Regions from separate parts of the Mus musculus genome. Here region 2 is linked to region 1. A link is a loop called in an ENCODE intact Hi-C map of the cell type or tissue named here. Cell type or tissue: left cerebral cortex. All regions are shown on one strand. Each heading gives the region's core, and the rest is flanking DNA. Links, peaks and the distances in the headings are about the cores only.

Region 1 (9,111 bases), core at 675-8,674:
AAACTAAGAGTCATAGCAATAAATGCAGCGCGTGGTGGTAGCACAAAAAAAGACACATTATTCAGTGGAATAGAATTGAGAACCATAAGTCTAAATACCTACAGCCAGCTGATTTTTTTCAAAGATGCCAAAAACATACATTGATGAAAAGACAGCATCTTTAACAAGTCAGGAAGCTGGACAACTACTGGATATAGAACAATGAGACTTGGGGCTTCCCTCCTACCCTGCACACAAATCAATTCCAAATATTGGTAAGAGATATCACAGAGACTCCAAAAAATGATACAGACTGTTGCCATTGCTCAAGGTTGCCTACCAGACCTGGATGGTAAGATCCTACACAGGTAGCTGGGGCAAGCTATGAGCCATGTGAACTACAATAATGACAAGCATGGTAAGACATGTAGTAGTGGCACAGATGCTAAGGAGATAACCAATCACTTTCTTCCTGCTCCCTAGAACCTCACAAGACCAAGCTAATCAATAGCCCGACGTGGAATGGGAAGGGGTTCAAGAGCTACCTTCTAACTGAGGAACTATTGACAGTTGATAGCTTCTGTGGTAGGGCATGCCAATTGTCCTTAAAGGTGTGGGCCTTAGTAGGTCTACCATGTTCCAGTAGATGTCACCACACCTTGGAATATATGCTCAGCACAAACTAGACTTGGTGAATTGTTTTCTTTTAAAAGAGTACTAGAATTTCAGATGACATGGTGAATTATAGGTAGCTCTCAAAGCAATCAGGGGAAGGTGATTGCATGTGATAAAAATACACTATGGAATTCTCAAAGAATTAATAAAACATAAATAAATATATATTTTAAGTAATTATATATGACATAAAACTGCAACTAACATCTTTCAAACGTTCATATACTACATACATATCATTTCTGCTCTCCTGAAGAACACAATGCTCTCATTTGGACTCCTTCTGAAGACCTATTAATACACCAAGGAACTTGGAGATGGGAGAGCCTTGTTTAAAATACTACTATGTAGCAAATCGAATCTGGGGTGTTGCTGGCTATTTTAGGCTTATGCTTCTCTAAAACATACATCCTGTATCTGCCAGGCTCCGTTCACTAGTTTCCAGACTACCAGGTACTCTTCTCAGGAAGAGTGATTACTACATTGGTCGTTGCTAGAAGCAGCATCTAGGGCCCTAATTATTCACTGTCACGGTTTCCTTGTAATCAGATCAGTGGAACATTCTGAACCCAGACCAGTCCCCACAGGGTCATTCACACCACTGTCTATGAGCATGTGATCAGGAAAAAAGTCTGTACCAGGTGAGCACATAACACAAGCTTTCCAAATTATTTCAGCTTTCCCTGCCAAAGGGTCATCCTCACACAATGCCCCTTCTCCCCCTGAATCCAGTCATATGGAAGTGTTACGTTAAAGGACCTGGCAGTCATGCTACGCATACATGCTTGCTGGATAACCAAGGAAAATATCCAGGAAGGATAAAGGCATCTGTTGCCTCCCCAACTCCCCTAAAATTCAAATGTAACAAAGAAGATAGTTAAAGAGAGTGAAAAATGGTTAAACACTAGAAGCTATTGTCTACAAATCTGTTCTTCCTTGAATAACCTAAGAGTCCTCTATTTAAATCTCAGATGAAACAAGCAGAAATGTCCCAGACATTGGGATTTAAATATAGCCAAGACTCAGAGGAGCCAAATAAGGACAGCAGCCAGGTGTGGGCTGGATGCCCCATTTGGAATTCTGATGAATCTCCTGCATCTGCCCCTTCAAGCCTGTGCTGCTTGGTCCATACTGTGCCTGTGCATTCCTGACCTTTGTCACATTGTGAAGGTGTCTCACAATTGTAAATTGTCTCATCCAATCTGTCCTCGTGACCTTAGGTTTAGTTCTACTCTAGAAGCCTAACTTGAGGATGTGGTATTTGGGTAAAGACTCAACTTCTAATGGTGAAGGAAGGAAAATTCTCTCTGTACCCAGGCTAAGGCTACAGAAAGCTTCTCAGATAAAAGTATTCACCCTGGCTATGTTTGCAGAGTCTCACACCCTGAACTCATCATGGCCAGTAAATGAACCATCTTCTGCATGTGAGTGCTTCCAAGCAGATCCATCTACCATGTCACTTACTGGCTTCATTGAAAAGTCTGGAGGGTCCTTGTTGTATAATTGCACACCATGTATAAATGTGTGTTCCAGATAGTAATAGCACTGACTTCACCCATCAGATGTGTGTAAACAGGTTCCCAGCTGGCTTAGATTACTAGAAAATGAAAAGCATGAGAATAGTAATTACACTGTAAACACTTTTTTGGCACTTGCCAGGTACTATTCTAAGAATCACATCTGTCCTTTCTCTCTAGGCCTCACTTATACCAAATATAAAATGGGGCATAAAGTCAATTCTGAACCTTTGGGTTATTGTATCCATTCAATTAATTGTGAAAATGTATATACATTACATGACCAATATGTATTGAGAAGCCAAGCTTCATGCTTACATATTCTGATTCTAGAATACTTGTCTCTGGTATTCTCCACAGACTGTGCCTCTGTGTGAACTTGCTCTAACATGTGCATTGTATCCATATGTCAACTCTACCCTATTCTTTTTTGTTTGGTTGGGTTTTTCGGAAACTTGGAAACAATCTTAGTGTTTAAAGGAAAAACCCCAGGGTATACAAGTTGTCAATCTTTCCAGCTTCCCAGAAGAGGGAGAGAGAACGAGGGGAAATAAATAAGGCATGCCTTCTGAATTAGGCATGGAAGACCTACATTAGTCTAAGCAATTCAATATCTTAACCACCTTGTGTTATCTGCCCTTGTCACTCTCCATCCTCAGGAAGAGATCTCCTCCCAGAAGCACAGGCTTCAAAAGCAAACCAGCTAACCCAGAACGCACATCTCCAACCACTTTCCCTAAGACTGTCAGACTTCACTCCGGAACACTACACATCAGCCATTATTTATTTGTTTTTTTGTTTTATGTATCCACACTCTGCTGCATATGCACCTGAACACCAGAAAAGGGCATCAGATCCCTTTATAGATGGTCCTGAGCCACCATGTGGGTGCTGGGAATATGAACTCAGAATCTTTAGAAGAGCAGCCCGTGCTCTTAACCTCTGAGCCATCTCTCCAGACTGACACCAGCCATTATTACCCTCGAGGTCAAACACCATCCAGCACAAAGTTTCTCTCTACGCAATGAGATCAATGAATTTGTTTAAACTAGGTCATGTTCTCTGGCAGAAACTCCTCACCTACCTTGGACTACTAACTGGCATCTTTATGTGCCCCCTATGTCACAGCATGCCCATTCCCCTTCTGAACTGTGAGTGACAGACTACCTTTTCAGTGATAACTATCTCTTGACTTATTGACATTACTATATACCCAAGTTTTACAACAGCATGCATTTTAAAATGCCATTATGTTCAGGAAGCAAGTTCCTCTAATCAATAGTACTCGGTTCAACCTATCTCTTAAGGCTTTCTGCTCCTGACCATTACTGAGTGGACTCGCAAAGGGTAGCCCTGGAACATTTTTCTAAAGGGATCATGTGGTTTCTGTTTCCATCCTGTAATGGTGTTTCCTTCTCACAGGTGGGACACCTGTCCTTAAGCAAAGTGCTGCCAAGAACTTATAGATCATACAACATGCTATAATGCAAAGCATTATAGTGGTTTTCACAAAGAAAATTTTAACCCTTAACAATTATTTCCTGGTTGTATTTTCATTAGGAATTTTGCTTGCTTGATAATCACATGCATGAGTAAAAAAACAAATCTAATAATATTAATAATATAATAATAATAATAGAAAATATCCTTTGTTTACTCTCATGTGATAAAAGAAAGTTATAGATTGGAGTCTGTCAGGCTTAAGGGAGATACTGAGGTCAGAACACCTCCCCATCTTTTGCTGCAGTAGCTAGCTGACAGTTCCCAGAAGGTTGATGGCCTTTGCAAGAGGCTGCCGACAACACACTTCTGCCCTGTGTGTATGCTAATATGCTTGCCAGCTTGAAATCACAGAAGTGACTGAAGCAAGTTTGAATTCAGAGAAAATGTGGGAGGCTGCCTCTGACTCAGCAGATATTATCTGAAGGCAATGTGACAGAGATGTGATAGGAAACAAACGATAACTAAATCCTCTCTCCTGCTCTTTGACTCGAGATGTCTGCAAACAGGCTTCTCCCTATAATCAGAAGAATCAAAGTCAAGCCCAACGAAGGAAGACCTACCTAGGGTTGACACTCAGCCACCCTGCACAGCCTAGTGCAGGATGAGACCCGAGCACAATTCAAAACCATAGATTCTCTTCCAGGCAGTCTGCTGAAGTGAGACATTGCTAGTCTTCCATATTTAACTTAGCTCCTCATTTAAGTAAATGGCGTTTGTGAGAAAGTGGTTTATTTGCATCGATGGCATGCGCTTCGATGCCAGGTTTATCTCAATTCAGATATGCATTTTCAACGTTGCAAACATATGGCTAGAATTTCTGTAGAGCTGTTTGGGAAATTTTTATGGATCAAATCCTTAGTCCTGACATGCCAGCCAGGCTCAGAGATTTTTTTTTAAACTGCTGCAAAGCCCTTTCCTTCCTACAGGCTCATTTCTAGCATAAATTGGCTTGGGAAGTGTTTATAAGTTCTTCAGTGTTGTCTATAATTACTTTCTCAGCTGAAGGGATGGTAAGGAGGCAGATCTAGATGGAGAAGAGAGCTGGAAAAAGCCTGAATAAATAAATAAAGATGTCTTATGAGGGAATCACTTCCATCTCTCCGATCTGGGATTTTCTTCTCCACCCCACCCAACTATGATTGAAAAAGATTAGTGCCGGAGTTCTATCAGCGATATTAAAAAGAATCACCGCCAGGCTTTGTTATGTGGTTCCCAGAGGCTTGAGGTTCAAACAGCTGCTGTGTAAAGAGCAGTGTCCAGAGAGGAGACCAAGAGAAGAGATAACTGACTTTCATCTCTATGGTTATCCAGGCACACTTGAGGAAACCACTTTCATTTTACCTGGGAGAACATGAAAAAATATGCGAATGTTGTATGAGCAAGTACAGTGGAGGGCCCTTGAGAGCGAAATTGCTATTCAGATGCTTTCTGAGCTAATACTCCAAAGTCTGCACTGTGTCTCTTGCTCGTGGCCTCTTGATGGAATTTTGTGTAATCGGACTCCAGGCTATGCACTGCAGAGACGCTATATGTGAGATGTGCGTAAAGAACCAACAGCGTCACTGAGCACAGGCCGCAGAGCAGCGACAATCTTCCTTTCTCTCGGCCTTTCCTCAGATTTCATTTCATGGTGATCCACTCTGTCTGTTATTTGCCTTTTCTTTTGACCATGCCATGCTGTAAGAAACAGAGACCGTGAAGACCACTGACAGCAAATGGCAGACAGCATTGGCCTCTGGTGACCTGCAATACCAAATTGCATCAAAACACAGCTGCACTTAGATAGCAGTGACACAATGCCTTGCCATTCATGCCTCTGTGATGCTTATGAAAACATGATTAATACCCTTAATTAGGCAACTGTGCACTGAGCCAGCCTCTGTATTTGTGAGTTTCATATATATGGGTCAGTCAATGCAATGCAGATTGGATGTATTTGAGGAAAAAATAAATGCATTTGAACTGAACATGTACAGGGCCTTTTTCTCATCACTATTACCCAAACAATGCAATGTAACACCTGTCTAGGTAGCACTCACCATGCAGGATGTTATCAGTAACCTGCAATGAAGATTTAAAGCACCCAGGAGGATTGCAAGGGTTGTAAACACTGTACTGTTTTATGGAAGAGACTAGGACATTCTCAATTTGGACATCTGCAGGACATTGTGGAATCAATCTTTTGAGGATATCAAAGGACAACTCTACATATATGTATAAACTCATGTGTTATACAGAACCATTTTAAATATTAACAGTACTTCTGAACAATACACATACCACCCATCCCTTTGATGTCTATTTTTGACGAGGCATTGGTTATCCATACACACTTCCTTGTGTTCGCACAGGAAAAAGATCTAGAAAATTCATGATTGGAGATGAGAGCAAAACCCACTTCTCAGATGGTACCATTGTGGCTTTCCTTTATCCTAACCATATATATGTTTAAAAAACACAGGTTAACAAAACATAAACCTAAGAAAAACAATTTTTCATTCTACCTAATCTCAGAATAGTGTCATCCCCCAAAAAACATACATAAAACACAAAACACTTAAAGAGAGACTCGTGTTTTGTTCATATTTTTTAAATGTGTAGGAATAGCATCTGTGACTTTCTGTTCCATACTTACTCCAAACTCTCTCCTTTCTCTCCAAACTTAGAACTCCACTCCCACCTGGTTCCTGCCCCCTTTCCTTTTCTCGAGATTATTTATAACATAATAAAGAGCCTAGTTGTGGGTAGAGACTCAGAGTTTAGAGGAGAACAAACTCACTAGACCAGCCCATAAACCTCTGTAACAGAGCAGGGAGGGACAGTTGAGGCATCACTGTGTTGTTAGTTAGCCCTCATCTTCATTTCACAACATCTATTGACCTATCAACATAACTTAAGAATCTAAACTAGAACCAGAAAACCAGGATACAATATACTGCACCTTCCCTTAGAGACCAAAAGAGCCTTGTTTTGACCAATGACTTTAATTGCTGTAAGATGTGGTTGTATGGACAGACAGACAGATGACAGATAATGGTCAGGACCTTGGAACTCTCAGCCCAACCTCACCCTCTTGGAACAGGAGATGAGCTGGAGAATAGGTTAAGAACCCATCATGCCTATGTGATGAAGCCTCCATAAGAATTCCTAATGAGTAGGGTTCAGCAATGTCTTGATGCTTATCATCACCTGGGGCTCTACCATTGAGGTACATTCCCAGGCCCTACTTCTTGCATTGGCTGTCTCATCTTTCTAGACTGAGCTCTGAAGACCCCACAGGGAAGTGTCTTTTCATCTTGATTCCACAGTACCCTGAGGACTCAGCATAAGGTAGAGCCCTCCCTTAGAAGTAGTTGGGATGGCAGGGATGCCTAGTTGACTGTTCTACTCTTTCATCTTCTCCCATGTGTCAAGGGGAGAGCAAGCCTGTCTCCTACTTGCTATTGCTTTAGCATCTACAAAAAAATAAGGAGTGGAGCAAATCCTGAAAACTTTGTCTTTGCTATATTGTACCAATGGCTATCAGCTAGGAGGCCTGAAACCAGTACATTTATAGGCTAGAAAACACATAAGCTAGATGCAGCGACAGCTACCCATACTTCAGTCTCCACTACTCTCACAGGTGCTGAACCAGGACATCACTTGAGTGTGGGTTCAAGGACAACTTGAAAAATGCTCTAAAAGCTCATTCCTAACCACCAACCCCCAGAAAAGACATTTGTCTAACTTTTTTCTTGCAAGCACCTGGTTTTATGAAAATGTTCTGAAAAAATATTTTAAAGCCAGATGAAAGAGTAGGGTTCAAAGTGTTTCTGGGTAAGCCAGCAAGAACACAATCCAAATGTGCAGACGTTGGTGCCCTAATTCCATGGCAAAAGAAAGTCCTGCACTGAGGACTCTCAAGCTTCAACCTATGCGACTTATCACTAGACTGTCTGCTATGTTTATTATCATGCCCTTCATTAAATAATAAGCCAATAAATATGGGTCTCTCCATTCTGTTAACCATTACATCAAGTGGTTAAATGCACGGAAGGGGGTGTGGGACTTCTCATCCTATGGCCAGTCTGGGATGGGGCTTGTCATGTATATGTGGAGGAACTGACTATGGATGAAACCTCACACACATTTTAGCAAACAGAGTGTTAAATATAAGATCACAGTGGAGAAAATGATTTTTTTAATTCTTTTTCCAATATGTACACAGAGAGAGAGAGAGAGAGACAGAGACAGAGACAGAGACAGAGACAGAGACAGAGACAGAGACAGAGACAGAGACACAGAGAGAGTTAGAGTTACTGGTATAAAAAGGGGGGAAGTCTTGCAAAATCAATCTTTACAGATTTGGTAATATTTGCAGATCTGGCAAATATTGCAGATCTGCTTATATTTAGAACACATCACTGTTGGCTTCCCGTTCTCCCATGATGAGGTCCTAAGGTCTTGAGAAATTGGGCTGATACACTAAACATATATATATTCTAATTATCTCTGTCTCTCTCCATAGATAATTTTTATTCATTATTAAGCATATTGATAACTTAATTTCCTATAATGTATACATGCTTGCATGTTTCTGTGTATATGTATGTGTCTGTATGTCTTTGTGTCCATGTATACATGTATATTCAATCACATGTCTTTATATGTATGTGTATTTAGTTATTCAAAGCAAATCTTAACAACACTGTTCAACTTTAGTTCAGATAAGAAGACGCCTCTTATCAAGATGGCATGCCTATGTCTTGTGGCCCTGATTGCCTTATTTAATTAAAAATTTATGCCACAAACATTAAAACTTTATAATTAATGTTATTTTAATCTATGCTTATAATCCAATATTCTGTTTATTGTTTAGTTTCCCTTACAATGAGCTAAAGAGAAAAAAAAACTTGTCCAAAAGACACAAGTATCTACTTTTTTCTTCTGTTCTATTCTTTGCTTCAGATTAATTCATTGACATTCTGATTTTATGCATTGGTCTCTGTAAGGCTAGCTAATGGGAGTATGCCCATGAGAAATTATTTTACACTTAGTGAGGGGAAAAATATAAGACCAAAAAACTTGACTCTGGACTAATAAATTCTCACTTCTGAAACCTTTTGAAGAAAGCTATAAGCTACTTCTAAGTATATCATTTTCAGTAATACATGTTTTAGTCTTTTTAAAAAAATATACAACTTGCAAATGTAATATGTAAATGTAAATATGTAAATATATTCTGATATTAATCTGCTATCCAATAATAACTGTCAAAAATTCTCTCCCATTCTGTGGGCTTCCTCCTAACTGGATTGATTTATTTCTATAACTGTGCATGAACTTTTTGGTTTAATGAAGTCATCTTTGTTGATTCTTGCCCTTAATTCTTGGGCAAACAGAATCCTACTCAAAATGTTCTTATTGCACCTATTCCACATGGGTACTATGGTGGTCT
Region 2 (9,111 bases), core at 305-8,304, 56 kb before region 1:
TGTGAATATAGCTTTTTCAAACATCTTAAGAGTTAGTTGCCCTTTCCCCAACCTCCCCCTCTTCTGTCCTAATCTCCCATTCCCCTTCCCATGTAAGTCTCACTCTCTTTCTTAGTCAATGTTCTATTGCTGTGAAGAAATACCATTTCCGTGACAATTAATATAAAGGAAATCATTTATTTGAAGTTTGCTTATATTTTCAGATGTTTAGTCCATTATTCTTATGGTTTTATGGTGAGGAGAACAGAGGCACACACAGATATGGTAGCTGAGGGTTCTACTTTCAGATCCAAAGGCAGCAGGAAGAACAAGCCACTGGACTTGGCTTGAATTATTAGTTTGTTTGTTTGTTATATTATCTACACGTTTTTTATCTTTACTTATGTTTTATTGGATATTTTCTTTATTTACATTTCAAATGTTATCCCCTTTCCTGGTTTCCCCACTCCTGGAAATCCACTATCCCATCCTCCCTTGCTCTGCTTCTATGAGAGTGTTCCTCCACTCACCCACCCAATCCAACCTCCCCACCCTCGATTCCCCTACACTGAGGAATCTATCAAACCTTCATAAGACCAAGGACCTCTCCTCCCAATGATGCCTGACAAGGCCATCATCTGCTACATATGTAGTTGGAGTCATGTGTACTCCTTTGTTGATTGCTTAGTCCCTGAGAGATCTGGGGTTCTGGTTGGTTGATATGGTTTTCCCCATGGGGTTGCAAACCCCTTCAACTCCTTCAGTCATTTCTCTAACTCCTCTATTGAGGACCGTGTACTCAGTCCAATGGTTGGATGTGAGCATCCACCTCTGTATTTGTAAGGCTCTAGCAGGGCCTCTCAGGAAACAGCTATATGAGGCTCCTGTCAGCATGTACAATAGTTTCTGGGTTTGGTAACTGTATATGGAATGTAGGTGGAACAGTCTCTGGATGGCCTTTCCTTCAGCCTTTGTTGTACATTTTATCTCCATATTTGCTCCTGTGAGTACTTTTTTTCCTTCTAAGAAGGACCAAAGCACCCACACTTTTGTCTTCCTTCTTCTTGATCTTCATGTGGTCTGTGAATTGTATCTTGAGTATTTGGAGTTTTGGGGCTAATATCCACTTATCAGTGAGTGCATATCATGTGTGTTCTTTTGTGATTGGGTTACCTCGCTTAGGATGATATTCTCCAGATCCATCCATTTGACTAGGAATTTCATAAATTTGCTGTTTTTAATAGCTGCATAATACTCCATTGTGTAAATGTACCACATTTTCTATATCCATTCTTCTGTTGAAGGACATCTGGGTTCTTTCCAGCTTCTGGCTATTATAAATAAGGCTGCTATGAACATAGTGGAGTATCTGTCCTTATTACATGTTGAAGCATCTTCTGGATATATGGCCAAGAGTTGTATAGCTGGGTCCTCAGGTAGTACTATGTCCAATTGTCTAAGAAACCACCAAACTGATTTCCAGATTGTACCAGCTTGCAATCCCACCAGCAATGGAGGAGTGTTCCTCTTTCTCCACATCCTCACCAGCATCTGCTGTTACCTGAGTTTTTTTATCTTGGCCATTCTGACTGATGTGAGGTGGAATCTCAGGGCTGTTTTGATTTGCATTTCCCTGATGACTAAGGACTTTAAACATTTCTCTAGGTGCTTCTCAGTCATTCCATATTCCTCCAGTGAAAATTCTTTGTTTAGCTCTTTACCCCATTGTTTAATAGGAGGCTTGAATTTTTAAAACCCCAAAGCCCACCTCTAGTGACCCTATTCCTCCAACTATGCCACACCTACTCCAACTAAGCCACACCTACTCCAACTAACTAAGACACACATCCTAATCCCTCTCAAGTGATGCTACTCTCTAATGACCAAGCATTCCAATAAATGAGCCTATGAGTGTAATTCCTATTGAAACCACCACACTCCTCATTATCACTCCTCCGAAATATCACCTGTGTTCTACTACCCCTTCCTTTAAGTTCTTACCTCCCTCTCCCTACCACTGGCCCCTAACTAATTCTACAGGTACTCAAGAATAAATACATAAATCTAAATATCTGCTGCTAAACTCCACATATGAATTAGAGCATGCAGCAATGATCTCTCAGTTTGTGCTGAAATAATTCTAGAGATAATGTTCGAATTCTTAACTTTACTAAAGGGAGAGAACTTGGAGTTGGAGATTTTCCTTAGCTGAAGGTCTTTGAATTGACATGAAAATAGGTTGGTCATGTCCCTAAACTCCATTGTGAATGTTCTCTTCTTCCCAACCATCTAAATTTATTCACCAAGAATTACTGAAAAATACATCCTCAAACACTTACTTAGGACTTGAGGCAAAGAGTAAGTCATAAAACCTACTTTCTGGAAGTCTTCTTATCTTTTCTCATTTTTAATAGTCATTTTTTTAAACCCAATAACGGAGTATGGTGCTGTAGTCTCCCCTCCCCCAGCCTGAAACCTGCTTGCTCAGGGGTGGAGCTTCCTGCTCATTCGTTCTGCCACGCCCACTGCTAGAACCTGCGGAGCCACACACGTGCACCTTTCTACTGGACCAGAGATTATTCGGCGGGAATCGGGTCCCCTCCCCCTTCCTTCATAACTAGTGTCGCAACAATAAAATTTGAGCCTTGATCAGAGTAACTGTCTTGGCTACATTCCTTTCTCTCGCCACCTAGCCCCTCTTCTCTTCCAGGTTTCCAAAATGCCTTTCCAGGCTAGAACCCAGGTTGTGGTCTGCCTGCTGGACACAACACGGTGCTATATGCATGCCCATTTTCCAGCAATTGAGAAATGGAACCAAGGTGATCAGGAGTTCAAAGCCAGCCTCAGCTACATAGCTATCTCAAGGTCAGTCTGAGATACATAAGACCTTGTATAAAAAAACCTAAAAATATGTAATATCTATAATTATTTTAACATTAGAAAATATTCACATGTATATTTGAATTGTAAATTTACATTATAAACTACTTTCCTCCATTCTTAAACAATTTAAATTAAAATTAACTCATATAAGAAGGAAACCATATATCTGCCATGGCTACAGAGTGTCTTAAGGAACCAGCTTTCTTTGATCTCTGCACTCTACTTTCCTAGATATAACTTCCTTCTAAGTCAGAGTCCCTCCAAGGCTTAAGGTGGCAGTGCTTGTTGATGATGGTGTGTATTTGCTTCTTTACATTGCTTATAGCAATGCAGGCAAGTGATACAAGGCCCTACCAAGTTGGCAAACTTGGATCTTATGGTTACAGCTGGACCAGATGCACCAATGGGAGTCTCACAACTTGATCAGCTTAAACTCTAATCAGTAATGATCCCTGATTAAACTCAAAGCAGGAAGGAAAACTCACCAGGTCCAGAATATCATGATCCTCTTAGAGTCGGGCAATATACTTAGCTTGGCTAATAGGATTTTAGTAAGAGATAAAATTGGAGTGTGAGCCACTATAAATGCAACTCCCTTAGTAGCCTCAAATGCTCCCACCTCTACCCTCACCCATTACTCAAAATTTCCTCCATCGAAGTTTGAAACTGATATAGCAGCTGGGGTGAGGGAGGACTTGGCATAAGTGACTGTATCAATTTGCATGCAGTTTCTGCTTATGGCTGGCAGTTCTCGTTCTGATTTTTTTGGGTAGCACATACAGAGGACCCCGCTGAATCTGGCTTTGAGGGTTTATGTAAATCAGTATTAAACATTAGAATACTAATACCATGAAACCACAAAGAGTACATTAGACTTTCTCTGGGGTATAATTTGGACATGGGTATCCTTTCAAATCCCCTATATGAGTCTAAGACGTCACCAGGACTGGGAATCATTAGTACACTAAACATCTGATTGCCTCACTCTCAATTATGTTAGCCAGTTATAGCCCAATACTTTGAATTTGATTGCTTTGAAATTTACCCAGGTGACTTACAGCATAATCCCTTTAAATAAAATATTATTCTCAGTAAGATAACTGGCATTTGAGGTAGGGATGCTGTGTCAGCTTACTTTTGGAGAATGTTGTTCAATCAACAAATACATGCTAGACAAAAATATTACATAGGCATGAAGGGCTTGTATTGCTTTCTATCCATTTCTGGGGGAAGGGTATAACATACAGTAGCAACATTTCACTTTTACGTTGTAATAGGATCTCCATAGGCTTATATTGAAATTGGTTTTCTGCTGTAATCTCACATTTTAACAGCCTCCACAGACCTGCTCAGGAACTGACTCAAAATTGTTATGAAGAATATTTGGCATCATAATTTCATTTTTGCATTATATAAATGCTTCTCCCTCCCCATTTCATCCCTCCATGAGAGATATTGAAGCATCATTATAGCAGCAATGGAAAGTAAATACTTGACATGTTCAATAGTTATTTTACAAAAGCTAGAAACTGTTTTTCCTCTTGAGTGCAGAGTCTCCAGTCATCCTCTGCTTTTTAATAGGATTTTGACACCCATTTCAAATGATGGCAGAAAGTGATTTTACCACTTGGTTTTTTTGAAATTAATACTTCAGGCACCCGAGCTATTCAAAGTCCCTAAAGCATCCAATTGGCGACCCTCTCCTGTCACATGCCAGATGCCTTCCTGATTAGCCAGGCCCACTCATTTTCTCACATCCTCCCACGAGCCACCCACAACCTTGAGATTCAGAAGGGAAGCAGCTGTCTGCTGCCTCCTCATGATCTTCTCTACCAAACCTCCCATAACACTTCTTGGTCCCTGGGGCTCTGCAGATGTTCAAAGTAAGTCTTACCACTGACGAATGATAAAACTTCTCAACCTCACCTCTGTAACTCTCCACTACTTGGTAAGTAGAATGTTTACCTCTCAGGATGTTTAGCAGGCTGAACTGACTGTGCTAACTTGGTGCATGGCATATGGCAAGGTGTCAGGCTTAAGCTGCTGTTAACACACCCACTGTGGTTTCTGTCTACTGTCACTGTCACCCCATCATGGTGGTGGCTAGTCTGTAGCATGTTCTGTGTTTCTTTGGTTTTTGTACATCACTTTTCTTCTTTCTATCTGTCCTGCTTCTATCCTGCTTTAAATCCTTATCACCTCATGCCTACACTATTGTGATGTTGTTCAAAATAGTCCCCTGTTCGTGCCTCTAACTACTCAGTTCCAGAAAGAGTGAAAACTATCCACTCCACCATATCATTCCAACCTCCACAACTCAAGTCCCATTACATAGCCAACTTCTATTTACTTTTTCCAAAACTGTTTCCCTTGATTCTTCAACCCAGTACTTCTGAGGCTCTCCTGGAAGATTTTCACCAGGGAAAGTGAATCCAAGTGAGGGAAGACAGATATAGACTCATGTGAAATGACTGATTTCCACTGCTCAGATAAACCTCTTTTTCTTACTGTAGTTCTTACTGATCTCAGAACTGGAAGTCAGCTGATCACACCTTGTAGTACTAGTTCAAGAAAATGACAAGACTAAATCACAGAGGCCAAACAGTCTCCTTCTTGTGGTGGTTCCTATAGCTTAGTGGACAAATGTCTGGAGACAGACAGACTGAGGCTTCCTCAGATCTAATTAAAGTCCTTCCCAGGATAAGCTTCTGCAAATCTGCACAAATGTCCAGGATCTTTCAGAAGGCTGTTTGAGAGATGACAACATCCAAGTGAGACCATCAAGCAATGGCATCTCCCATGTGACCTGTCAATAACACAGGAAAGGTGTGGGCTTCTGCCAGCCACTCTCCACATCCTTCTCCTATTGTTCTCTTAGCATGGGCCCTACTAAGGCCTATGCTACTTGGGTTTAAAGTGAGTCACCAAGTTGCTTCCCTAGGATATGCCCGACAATGATTCTATTCTAGTGAAACAAATGTGATAGCCCAGAGTTCTGCTATGTGACTAGGTGGTATAATGGCTGGTCCTAAAGCTGACAAGAAAGCATATTTGTCTGCTACTACGTCTCTATTAAAGAACACAACTTTGAAGGAGGGACATGGAGGTCGTCTGTATTCATGAAGATGACCATTGGCACACCAAAATAATTAGTCTGTATCTTCAACACTGTAGGTACCACTAAATGCAAAATGCACCTGTTCTCATCCCTTAGTGCCCAGTCTAGTAGCTACCATCACCGTGTCCTGCTGCAGCATGAGCAACACCCTGTGCTTTGCCAGCTAGAGGATAACTCTTTTTAAAGTGGAAGTTGGTGATGATTAAAATGGTGCTAGAGCAGTAGGAACCAAAAGGAATTGCCCCAAGTAAATAGAAATTACCTTGCTGTGCCCTGCTGTAGCTCTTAGGAGATGCTATAGAGAAATTGTTTCCTGTCCTGTGCCTCAAGAGCACCACACTGACAGAAGCCCCTGGTGTGCTCACCTAAAGTTACAGGACCTTTTCTGATAGTACTGTATCTGAGATAAAAGTCCCCTACCATTACAGTCTGAGATAAAAGTCCCCTGACATCACCACAGACCCACTGCTCCACGTGCCCCATACACACACACCAACTGGTCAAGCTCATGAAGAAGAGTGCTGGGTGCTCTGGTTTGCTTGTGTCTTTCCCTATCTATATTCCTCAAGAGTGTCGTTTTCTTTTTAGAGTAAGTCATAAAAATCAATTTATAAATCTAAACATGCAAAATTTATTTGCAATAAATATATCAACAGAAAACTCTAGCTTTGGCAACACAGTGATGAGAGGAAAATTGTAGGAACTAAAACACTTGAAATCATTAGAGAGAACATTTAAGAGTACAAGGCATGAAAAATATGCTAAAGTATATAAATGCTTTGAATGATAAAATCTGGCAATAATCAAGAAGATTTACTATGGAGATTACAGTACTTTATAGATGTTTTGTTGTTGTTGTTGTTGTTGTTGTTGTTGTTGTTGCAGTGGTGTTGGTGGTGTTGTTGGTTGTGGTAGTGGTAATTATGGTTATATTATTTTTGTTTTATCTTTTGTTCAGTCTTGAAAGCAGCTAATACTTGCTGATTGGAATGGCCTTTGGTCCTTTACACAGCCTCTCACCCTTCAGCAAGTTTGTGAGGCACAGGAAGAATGGAGCTGCACAGGCCCCAGAGTAATGCTAGATCCGTCCTGCCTCACCACTGATCAAAGTACATGATGTGGTATGAAAGTCCAGGTGAGATTGGTCCTCAAAGTACATGAGTTGCAGACGCTGAACTCAGTCTGCAGTACAGTGAGTGACACTAAGATGGGAAATTTTTAAGAAGGTGGTCCTGGAGACATATAATTAGGTCACAGGGTGTCACCTTGATACTGGACCTGTGGAGCGAGTTCAGTTCTCATGAGTTAGGAAGCAAGGCCATGCCACATATGCTCAGGCCCTTTTGCTCACAGCCTGTTTCTTTCTTCTTCTCCATTATACTGTGACAAATTCAGAAAAACCTCACCAGGACACTGGCATCATGTTCTAGAGTTTCCTGAATGCTGAACCAAATAAACCCTATTACTTTATGTATCTTGTAGTAACAAAAGCCATTTGAATCCCTATGAGATGAGTAAGCTGTCTTTGAGGGGAACTCCTAAGTCACAGGCAATAGGTATAAAGAATATAGGAGGAGGTGAAAATTTAAGACCATTAATGAAATTAACCAGACCCCCCCTCCCCATGCCAAAGTCACATCCTAAATGATAAAAAGGCAAAAAGCTCAAGTTTTCAGAAAACAGGGAAATATAAAAGAAAGATCAGAGTAGGGAGAAGCTCAGCCCCTGCAGTGCTTGCTGCCCAAGTGAAGACGTGAATTTGATCTCCAGCCCTCACATAAAAGCTGCATGCTGCCTTGGTCTTGCAAACTTTTTATGCCCCAGTACAGGGGAACACCAGGGCCAAGAAGTGGGAGTGGGCAGGTAGGAGAGCAGGGTGTGGGGAGGGTATAGAGGACTTTCAGGATAGCATTTGAAATGTAAATGAAGAAAATACCTAATAAAAAATTGGAAAAAGGCCAGGCGGTGGTGGCACATGCCTTTAATCCCAGCACTTGGGAGGCAGAGGCAGGCAGATTTCTGAGTTCAAGGCCAGCCTGGTCTACAGAGTGAGTTCCAGGACAGCCAGAGCTATACAGAGAAACCCTGTCTCTGAAAAAAAAAAAAAAGGTAATAAAGAAAAATAAGTAAAGTTTAAAAAAAAATGCTGCATACTGGTATACACTGGCAGTCTCAGAGCTGGAGAGGCAGAGACAGGCAGAGCGCTGGAGCACACTGAGCAAATAGAGGAGGAGGCAAATAAATAAATAAATAAATAAATAAATAAATAAATAAATAAATAAATAGATAATCCAAATGATGTTAGGATGAAGACTGATTAAGGAATTGGTATTCCAATTCCTCCAATGTTGACCTCGTGCCTCCGCATACACACATCTGAACACTCGAATCCACATGCTTATATGCACACTCCACACAAACACATACACACACCTACACCACATTTACACACACATACACAAGTACAGAGGAACGGCAAATGAAAATGTATAATTTTGGTCCATGTAAACAGCAGGCATTATAAATAAACACAAATTATTTTTTGAGAGTATTCTATTTCAATTAATTTCCCCAAACACAAACCTTATGACAAAAGAATAAAACTATTTCTTAATTTGTTTCCAATTTGATATTATTCAAAGAATTAAGTCTCATGTGGATCTAATACAAGCAAACATTAAGACTACTTTTTTTGAGGGTCACTGGGCACCACATGTTAAAAGTGCTTCTTCTATAACCTGTCACTTACAGGATACATGGGCCATTATTGAGCCCTCAGAGCAGTAACAGTTTCCACAAGAGGGTAAGAGAAGGGCTGGAATGGGAAGGAAAGCACGTATGTAAAGCTGAATTAATGATTTTAGTTCCAGGTTTCCTAAGAGTAAAGAAGAATGCTCCTCTTTAGTAGATCATCTAGTTCTTATCCAGCATGCATCTCTCCTTAGATGCTTCCTAAGAGAGTCCCAGTTTTTCAGAGGTACCCTCTCTGTTTTCTGAAATCCAGACAAATGTCCGACAGTTTGTACAGTAACACTTATCCAAAAATAATGACTGGTTTGGGCATGGTCAGGTGACCTAGGTTTGACCAATCACACCAAAGGCAAGAATTCCATAGAATTCCATAGAAGGGA

The links. Hi-C counts contacts between places; a loop is a spot of excess contacts. Peaks named below come from ENCODE experiments on the same cell type or tissue, not always from the same donor. Only the 100,000 strongest peaks of a DNase experiment are listed, where the experiment ranks them.
Region 2: a loop joins it to region 1, with 4 times the contacts of the local background. A loop is called at or near these places in 2 of 42 quality-filtered maps.

The regions. Positions count from the first base shown.
Region 1 is chr2:122,964,383-122,973,493 of GRCm38, reverse strand. No RefSeq gene overlaps it. Among named protein-coding and RNA genes, the nearest start is that of Gm34430, 39 kb to the right of the region's middle. In left cerebral cortex, for the core only: a CTCF peak has its summit at 4,576; DNase peaks (open chromatin) are centred at 3,531, 4,106, 4,444, 5,089 and 2 more places; H3K27ac peaks cover 1,690 bases.
Region 2 is chr2:123,019,624-123,028,734 of GRCm38, reverse strand. No RefSeq gene overlaps it. Among named protein-coding and RNA genes, the nearest start is that of Gm34430, 94 kb to the right of the region's middle. In left cerebral cortex, for the core only: no CTCF peak of the experiment used is centred there; DNase peaks (open chromatin) are centred at 3,562, 4,652 and 5,280; H3K27ac peaks cover 1,824 bases.